Regions from separate parts of the Mus musculus genome. Here region 2 is linked to region 1. The links are chromatin contacts, found by Hi-C or POLR2A ChIA-PET in ENCODE. All regions are on one chromosome and are shown on one strand. The core of a region is the stretch at or near the end of the contact, and the rest is flanking DNA. Distances in the headings are between cores, read along the strand shown. Region 1 holds the start of Tmem158 (transmembrane protein 158). Region 2 overlaps Clec3b (C-type lectin domain family 3, member b).

Region 1 (3,525 bases), core at 515-3,014:
ACATTGTCCCATCTGGGAACACAAAAGTAGATAGATAGATAGATAGATAGATAGATAGATAGATAGATAGATAGATGTGTGTCCTGTGCCTCAGGGACATCAACCTTTTTTACAGAGACCAAGAATCCAGTCACACTGGGCTGGATTTGCAGGAATAGATAACCAACTGGCCAGCACTGAGAAGGTGGGGTAGATGCTGGACTGCAAGCTCCATTAACATAACACAGTCCCATGCAGGGTGGGTGCCAGCCGCCCGGCTGTCACTCAGGGAACCAAGACCAACAGAGAAGACTTGGTACTTTGGGGAATTCTGTTTATAAGGCTCTCTCTCTCCCTTCTCTCTCTCCCCACTTTCTCTCTGTCTACCTGTGTCTCTCCCTCATTCCAATGTTACTATTTGTTAGAAAACAACTTAGAAGATGGGTTTAGTGGTACATGGCTTTAGTCCCAGAACTCAAGAAGCAGGGGCAAGTGGATCTCTGAGAGTTTGAGGCCGGTCTGGTCTACATAATAAGTTCCAGGACAGCTAAAGCTACGAAGTGAAACCTTGACTCAAAAGAAAGAGCAGGAGAAAGAATGAAAGAGAGAGAGAGAACTATTTAGAGAAATATATTTAGCACTTTGTACCCAGCAATGGCTGTCATCCTGTCCTTCACAGGCCCTTGGGAAAGCTTAGCTGGCTTAGAGGGAGGGTCACTCTTAGATTTACAGAGCACAACTGTTTCAAGCCATTTTAGGGGTCAGTTGACATTAGTTTCCAAGTGTGAGGCCAGAAAACAAGGGAAGTGCAGTTTGCTCCTTTTTGTGATGGGGATTGAACCCTGGGCTTGCTAGGACACTAGGAAAGCACCCTTCCAACTGAGCTGCCTCTTCTTCCCAAGAACGTTTTTTGTTCTTTACAGAAAGCATCTTTCTGTGTAGCCCAGGCTGTCCTCAAACTCATAATTCTCCTCACCACCTTAGTACTGGATTTTGTTTATTTGAGACAGGTTTTCAGGTAGCCCAGGCTGGCCTCTCCAAGGAACTTGGACTCTGGATTCTCACTTGGGATTACAGACTTGTACCATCAAGCTCAGGACTCAGGTAGGCTTCTTAATATAAATTGTATCCTATTAAATTACTCTTGACAACTCCACCTCTCCACAATATACATCCCGGAAGACTGATATTCATGGACTCTAACATACAAATTTTTTGTGTCTATGTGCACACTAGACTGCAGGTGTCCTCAAGCATCCGACCTGTGGGATTTGCATTCCCATTGCCCCAACCAACACCAAAACTTCAGAATTTTGAGGATTTTTTTATGAGTTCTCTTCCTGTAAAACAAAACAACGAAACAAAAACAAAACAAAAAACAAAACAACAACAACAACAAAAAAACCCATATGTATCTATTGTGGTGAAGACACATTAAAACCAGCCAGACTCCAGATCTGAATTTCTGAACTCAGCAGAAAGGTACAAGAGTCCTGTCTCTGGCTCCTGAGGTAGCCCGGAGACTTTCTCCCTTCTTAGTTTCTCCTAAGCAGAAAGGAGGTACTGATTAGCTCTCCTGGGGGCGTGACAGAGGGACTGTCTGGGCTCCGGGACTCGCTCTGGGCTTCCCGCCCTCGGGGGTCCCCTCGCTCCGCCTCCACGCACCGCCCTGTCGCTCAGGTCTTCAGTTCCCGCCCCTGCGAGTGGAGCCCCGCCCTCCCAATTCCCCGCACCCGGTGAGCCGGGGGCGGGGCGCGCGGAAGGCGGAGCCGAGCAGGGGAATCCTCTCTCGTTTCGCCGCGAGCCAGCAGAGCCTCCTGGCCGTCCAAGGGCCCCAGCTCTGGGGGCAGCGGAACCTCGACGAGCGGAGTCTGAAGAGGCCATCGCGGCCCGTGAGCCGGTGTCGTCCCAATACACTGGCAGAGTTCCGCCTCGGCCTTCCAGGCCCCGCGGTTCCCTCACCGGACGGTCGCCTGCGCGCCATGCAGCCGCCGCCTGCCCCGCGCGCGTAGGCGCTCGCCACAGGCCATGCTGCCCCTTCTCGCCGCGCTACTGGCCGCCGCCTGCCAGCTGCCGCCGGCGCACGGCGGGGCCACGGATGCGCCCGGCCTTGCAGGGACGCCCCCAAACGCCTCGGCCAATGCGTCCTTCACCAACGAACACTCCACCCCGCGTCTGCTGGCATCGGCGGCATCGGCGCCCCCAGAGCGCGCGGGCCCAGAGGAGGCTCCGGCGGCGCCCTGCAACATCAGCGTGCAACGACAGATGCTGAGCTCGCTGCTCGTGCGCTGGGGCCGCCCGCGGGGCTTGCAGTGCGACCTGCTGCTCTTCTCTACCAACGCGCACGGCCGCGCCTTCTTCGCCGCCGCCTTCCACCGCGTCGGGCCACCACTGCTCATCGAGCATCTGGGGCTGGCGGCGGGCGGCGCGCAGCAAGACCTGCGCCTGTGCGTGGGCTGCGGCTGGGTGCGCGGCCGCCTGCGGGCTCCCGCCGGGGCTCCCACCGCGCTGCCTGCCTACCCGGCGGCCGAGCCGGGGCCGCTGTGGCTGCAGGGCGAGCCTCGTCACTTCTGCTGCCTGGACTTCAGCCTGGAGGAGCTGCAGGGCGAGCCGGGCTGGCGGCTGAACCGCAAGCCCATCGAGTCTACGCTGGTGGCCTGCTTCATGACCCTGGTCATCGTGGTGTGGAGCGTGGCCGCCCTCATCTGGCCGGTGCCCATCATTGCCGGCTTCCTGCCCAACGGCATGGAGCAGCGCCGGACCACCGCCGGCGCCCCCGCGGCCGCTCCTGCAGCCGTACCCGCGGGGACTACCGCCGCTGCCGCCGCCGCTGCTGCAGCTGCTGCTGCTGCTGCCGCGGCTGTCACCTCGGGGGTGGCTCCTAAGTGACCCCCTCCGCCCCGCGTCCGCGCTGTGTAAGCGCTCGCACGCGCCTTCCTCACCGGAGACGGGGCAGGTGCGCTTCGTGCTGTCCTTATTGTTCATCCTTTTCCCGGGAGGGGACCGCAGAGAGGCACAAATGAGGTGGGAAAGTGGGGTTTGTGCTGAGGTTCTGGTTCGGAAGAGCAGGGGCAAGCTCTCGGGCTGAAGGGTGGGATCCACGCGTGGCTCGAGGACACAAGGGAAACCGGCTCTTTCCCCTGCGGCACCCCCTCCCTGCGCCCACATGCCCTTTATTTATGGCAGAAAGTGACCAGATCCTGTGTATTTGTTTTATATATTTAATAACTGTTTTAAATGAAAGTTTTAGTAAAAAAAAATACAAAACAAAAAGATTCAACTGCTAAAGCTGTGGTAACAGGAGCTCTTTGTATCTGAATGTAGTTGTATTTGAAGCTTCTTGTTTGTTTTTTTAAAGGGGGGGACGAGGGAAGATTTGACACGGATTTATTGTAATTGCTTACAAAAGAACTTTATGAATCTTTTCCAAGTCGATCTATTCAGTGACATGGCCTGGTGGGCGTTTCTTCTTGTATTAATGTGGTTTTCTGGCTTTTAATACAGACATTTTCCTCCAGAAATGTGTATGTTTCCTTTATTTGCTTT
Region 2 (3,868 bases), core at 480-2,979, 100 kb after region 1:
TTTCCTGAATGAAACCTGGAACTCAAACCCAGAGTCGACCTGGACAATGCAATGTTTCTTTCTTTAAAAAGAAAGAGAGGGAGGGAGGGAGGGAGGGAGGGAGGGAGGGAGGAAGGAAGGAAGGAAGGAAGGAAGGAAGGAAGGAAGGAAGGAAGACACAGCTGGGAGGTCAGGTGGACTGAGTTTGGAGTGCGCAGGTGTTCTAACCCTGAAACACTACAAGCTGATGAACAGGAAATCATTCTCTTTGCCACACTGCCCTCTTCCGATGGAAAAAGGCAATGTTTATCACCTGCCTAGATCGCCTTTCTACCAAGACCCACAGCTTCTTGGGAACAGCACGATTTCCATAATGGTGGTTAAAGAAATCTGACCAGAACTCTTTGGAATCAGAGCTCTTAGCTGGCTGACCATCCCGAGAACAGGCTTCACTCTTAACACTAACAGCTGTGGCTCCTCACTCTGCCCATGACTTGAATCCCATACAACGATGTCCCAGTGCTAGGCAGTCTGGTGGTGACATATACAGCTCCATACAAGCTTTCTCCTGCCCCAGTCAATCACACTATCATCAGAGCTGGGTCCACAGAGGTGGTCTAGGCCAGGTCACACTATAAGCCACTTGAGGAAGGGGAGGCATGAGGCTACTGTGTTTCATTTTTGGAGAGTTCTCGTCATGTGAGACCAGTATTCCATGGTGGTGGGAAGGCCCAGGCCTGTAGAATCAGCCCGGTTATAACAACACATACTGTCCTGGGTGAAAAAAAAATAAACCAGACTACATATAAGTTCCTGCAGTATGGTAGGCTCAGTGATTCTCTGTGCTGATAAGAAGCAATGTGGAACCCCTGGCTGGCTGTAAGCAGTGGGAGGGAAAGGAACACACTAGCCAGGCAGTGTTGGCAACTGTTATATTTGGCTCCTGGACCAGCCTCCTGGGACAATAGAGGCAGATGGGAATCTTCTTGGGAAGGCTTGATACTCCACTCATCCTTTACTCCACAAAAGCCCCCTGCATGCCTATGTTTCTCCCAGATGGATCCCCAACAAGAGAAGGGATAGCCCCACCCCATATCCCAAACATGCCTGCCAGAATTGGAGTGTGTGTTGTAGTCCAGCAGAGGGAATTAGTCTCTACAGAAAGCAGACTGGAAATGTGACTAAGGCTCTCCTGGGTTTGGGGCCAGGCTCCTGGGATCTTCTTCCCGCCCTAATCTGCCGACCAGCCAACTTCAGGAATTCTTTTTTTTTTTTTTTTTTTTTTTTTTTTTAAGATTTATTTATTTATTATATGTAAGTACACTGTAGCTGTCTTCAGACACTCCAGAAGAGGGCATCAGATTTCGTTATGGATGGTTGTGAGCCACCATGTGGTTGCTGGGATTTGAGCTCGGGACCTTCAGAAGAGCAGTCGGCGCTCTTAACCACTGAGCCATCTCGCCAGCCCCCAACTTCAGGAATTCTGCACCAACTTTATTTGCAAAAACCAAGCAGAGAGAGGAACAGAAGGTCTCCCCGCCCCTCTGGGCCCTGCAACAACTTGTCTCTCCCTGAGAACCACCAGGCCCGCCCCACTCACCAATGTTCAGCTCAGCCCCAACGCCCCCCCACCCCACCCCGCCCATATAGCAAGCTCACAAGCCCCACCCTTCAACAGCCTTCTGCTCTTTGTGGTTCACACCCCTCCCTGGCCCAGGCCCAGCCCCTCCGCTCCGGGCTGGGCTAGTAGCGGCTGTACTACACAATGGCAAACTGGCAGATGTAGGGCAACTGATCGCGGCATCGCTTGTCGAACCACTTGCCGTTGGCTGCGCCAGACAGGGCGGCGCAGTTCTCGGCTTTGCCGCCGTCGGGTTGCGTCGTGATCTCCGTCTCCCAGTTCTTGTAGGCCAGGAGGCCGCCGGTCATGTCCACCCAGGCGCCTTCCGCGGCCATGTCGTTGAGGCCCAGCCAGATGTTCGCATCGTTGCCCACGCTGTGGCGCGCGTACTCGAACAGCGCCTCGTTCTCTAGCTCTGACTGCGGGGTGCCCAGCGTGCCCCCTTGCGAGATGCAGTCCTCGCTCGCCTCATGGAAGGTCTTCGGTTGGGTGAAGGCCAGGAGGCACTTCAAGTTCACCTTGGTGCCCTTCAGGCACACTGAAGGGAGAGATGGCTGTCACAGAAGGTTTGGATGCTCCGAGGCCAAGAGACCTCTTCCAGGCTGACTCCCACCCTTCACCCCATCCCATCCATCTCCTGAAGCCTGCTTGCTCTCGCCTCAGGACCCTGCTGTGGCAGACCCTGAAGAGCCCAGTAAGAAGGGACATGGTGCCCTGCTCCTGGAATGGACACACCTCTGCTGCAAAGGGCGACCTAGCCAGGGTCACTGACTTCCAGAGATAAAGGGAGTGAAGAAGTCACCTGGTCCCTGATAGTTTCCCCTCCCTGGGATCAAGCTACTAGCTCATACTGCTAGACATTTACCTACTAGAACTAGAGACCCCACTCTGGTTACTTAGTATCTACCACTCCTGTCTGAGGGCCAGCAAGCTTCTACACAGGGGATCAACACAGGGGACCTCTGCTCAGACCAGGTCCCTGGCTGGGTGAGTGGAACTGGGACTTCAGGAGCATTTGTGGAAAAAAAAAAAAAAAGATGGTAAGGAATGGCCATTTCAAAAACTACTCTAAACTAGAGTGTTCAGTGCAACACTGGTCTCCCAGGTTAGGAGGAAGGTGCCCATGGTGAGCTTGATGTTGCAGCTTGTGTTTAGCTTAATTTCTGCATCAGACAGATGGAGTGTGTGGTTTTTGCTGCGGGGTCACATATGTCAGAGCTCCATATTGGCCCTGCCCCTTGCACTTAGCCATTCCACCCAGCGAATATTAAAGAGAAACATTCCCATGTCCCTGAGGGATTTGACAGCTAGGCCTCATAGAAGTGTTTAGTCACAGACTCTAAAGCACACCCACAACACACAGATGCATCGTATACACAGCCCAGAGCCAAGCACACACAAGGTATGCTCACGGCACACTATAGAACAGAGCAAGGTCACAGGGTGGGTAGAGAATGAGAATAGACACATGCAAGATGACCGTGATGGAGAGGGACAACTAACTTGAAAGAGGACTGGCCTGGCAGAGTGGATGTCCAGTCTGTTTAGGCTTCCCCAAGCAAGAAAGTAAAAGCTGGCTCTCCTGGCCACTAGAGTGCCCAAGCTATGAGGCCCTGGTCCTGCTTTGCCACTCCCCAGCTGGGTGACCATGAGAATCCCTCTGCCTCAGACCATCTTTTATTTTTTTAATATTTTATTTTTAGAAGTTTTTTATGTGTATATACATGTACCTGTGTGAGTGTATATCACATCTGTGTGGGGTTGTCCTCAGGACAGAAGGCATTAAATCCCTTGGAGCTAGAATTATAGATGGCTATGAGTCACTATGTGGGTGCTGGGAACTGGTTCAGGTTCTATGGAGAAGCAGTTAGTGCTCTCAATGACTAAGCCATCTCTCCAGCTCCAAGATTTTATTTTTTTTATTTATCTTATTATTATTTGTTTTTGTTTTTGAGATAGAGTCTCACTGTATGACCCTGAGTAGCCTGGATCTCATTTTGTAGACCAGGCTAGCCTTGAGCTCACAGAGATTCGCCTACATCTGCCTCCTGAGTGTTGGGATTAAAGACATGAGCTACCATGCCTTATTTTTATTTTTAAAGTGTGTGTGTGTGTGTGTGTGTGTGTGTGTGTGTGTGTGTGTGTTGGTAGTGTTGGTAGTGTTGGGGGTTAATGCATGTGACATGAAGTGCCCATGGAGGACAGAAATCGTTAGGTCCTTTGGAACTGGAGTTACAGGCAGTTGTGAGCCACCAGATGTGGTGATAA

The links. Hi-C counts contacts between places; a loop is a spot of excess contacts on that map. ChIA-PET counts read pairs that join two places held with the same protein, here RNA polymerase II (POLR2A).
Region 2: a loop to region 1 is called in a map of mouse trophoblast stem cell, with 4 times the contacts of the local background. The contact joins the enhancer-like site here to the promoter of Tmem158 in region 1. A Hi-C loop is called at or near these places in 33 of 37 maps with a recorded cell type or tissue (CH12.LX, CH12F3, ES-E14 and 11 more). POLR2A ChIA-PET finds 5 or more read pairs at or near these places in 3 of 5 experiments (Patski and embryonic stem cell).

What each region holds. Positions count from the first base shown.
Region 1 is chr9:123,259,028-123,262,552 of GRCm38, reverse strand. It overlaps Tmem158 (transmembrane protein 158), which reads left to right and starts at 1,764. Exons shown (of 1, transcript NM_001002267.2): 1 at 1,764-3,496. The coding sequence starts at 2,008. The coding sequence ends at 2,868.
Region 2 is chr9:123,155,017-123,158,884 of GRCm38, reverse strand. Clec3b (C-type lectin domain family 3, member b) reads right to left here. Exons shown (of 3, transcript NM_011606.2): 3 at 1,453-2,138. The coding sequence ends at 1,738. Among named protein-coding and RNA genes, the nearest start is that of Gm23323, 5.4 kb to the left of the region's middle. Within about 2 kb of position 1,729, at least 1 of the 3 ENCODE cell types and tissues checked has a DNase peak (open chromatin) inside an H3K27ac peak, as active enhancers do; it is heart, where a contact is called at or near this core.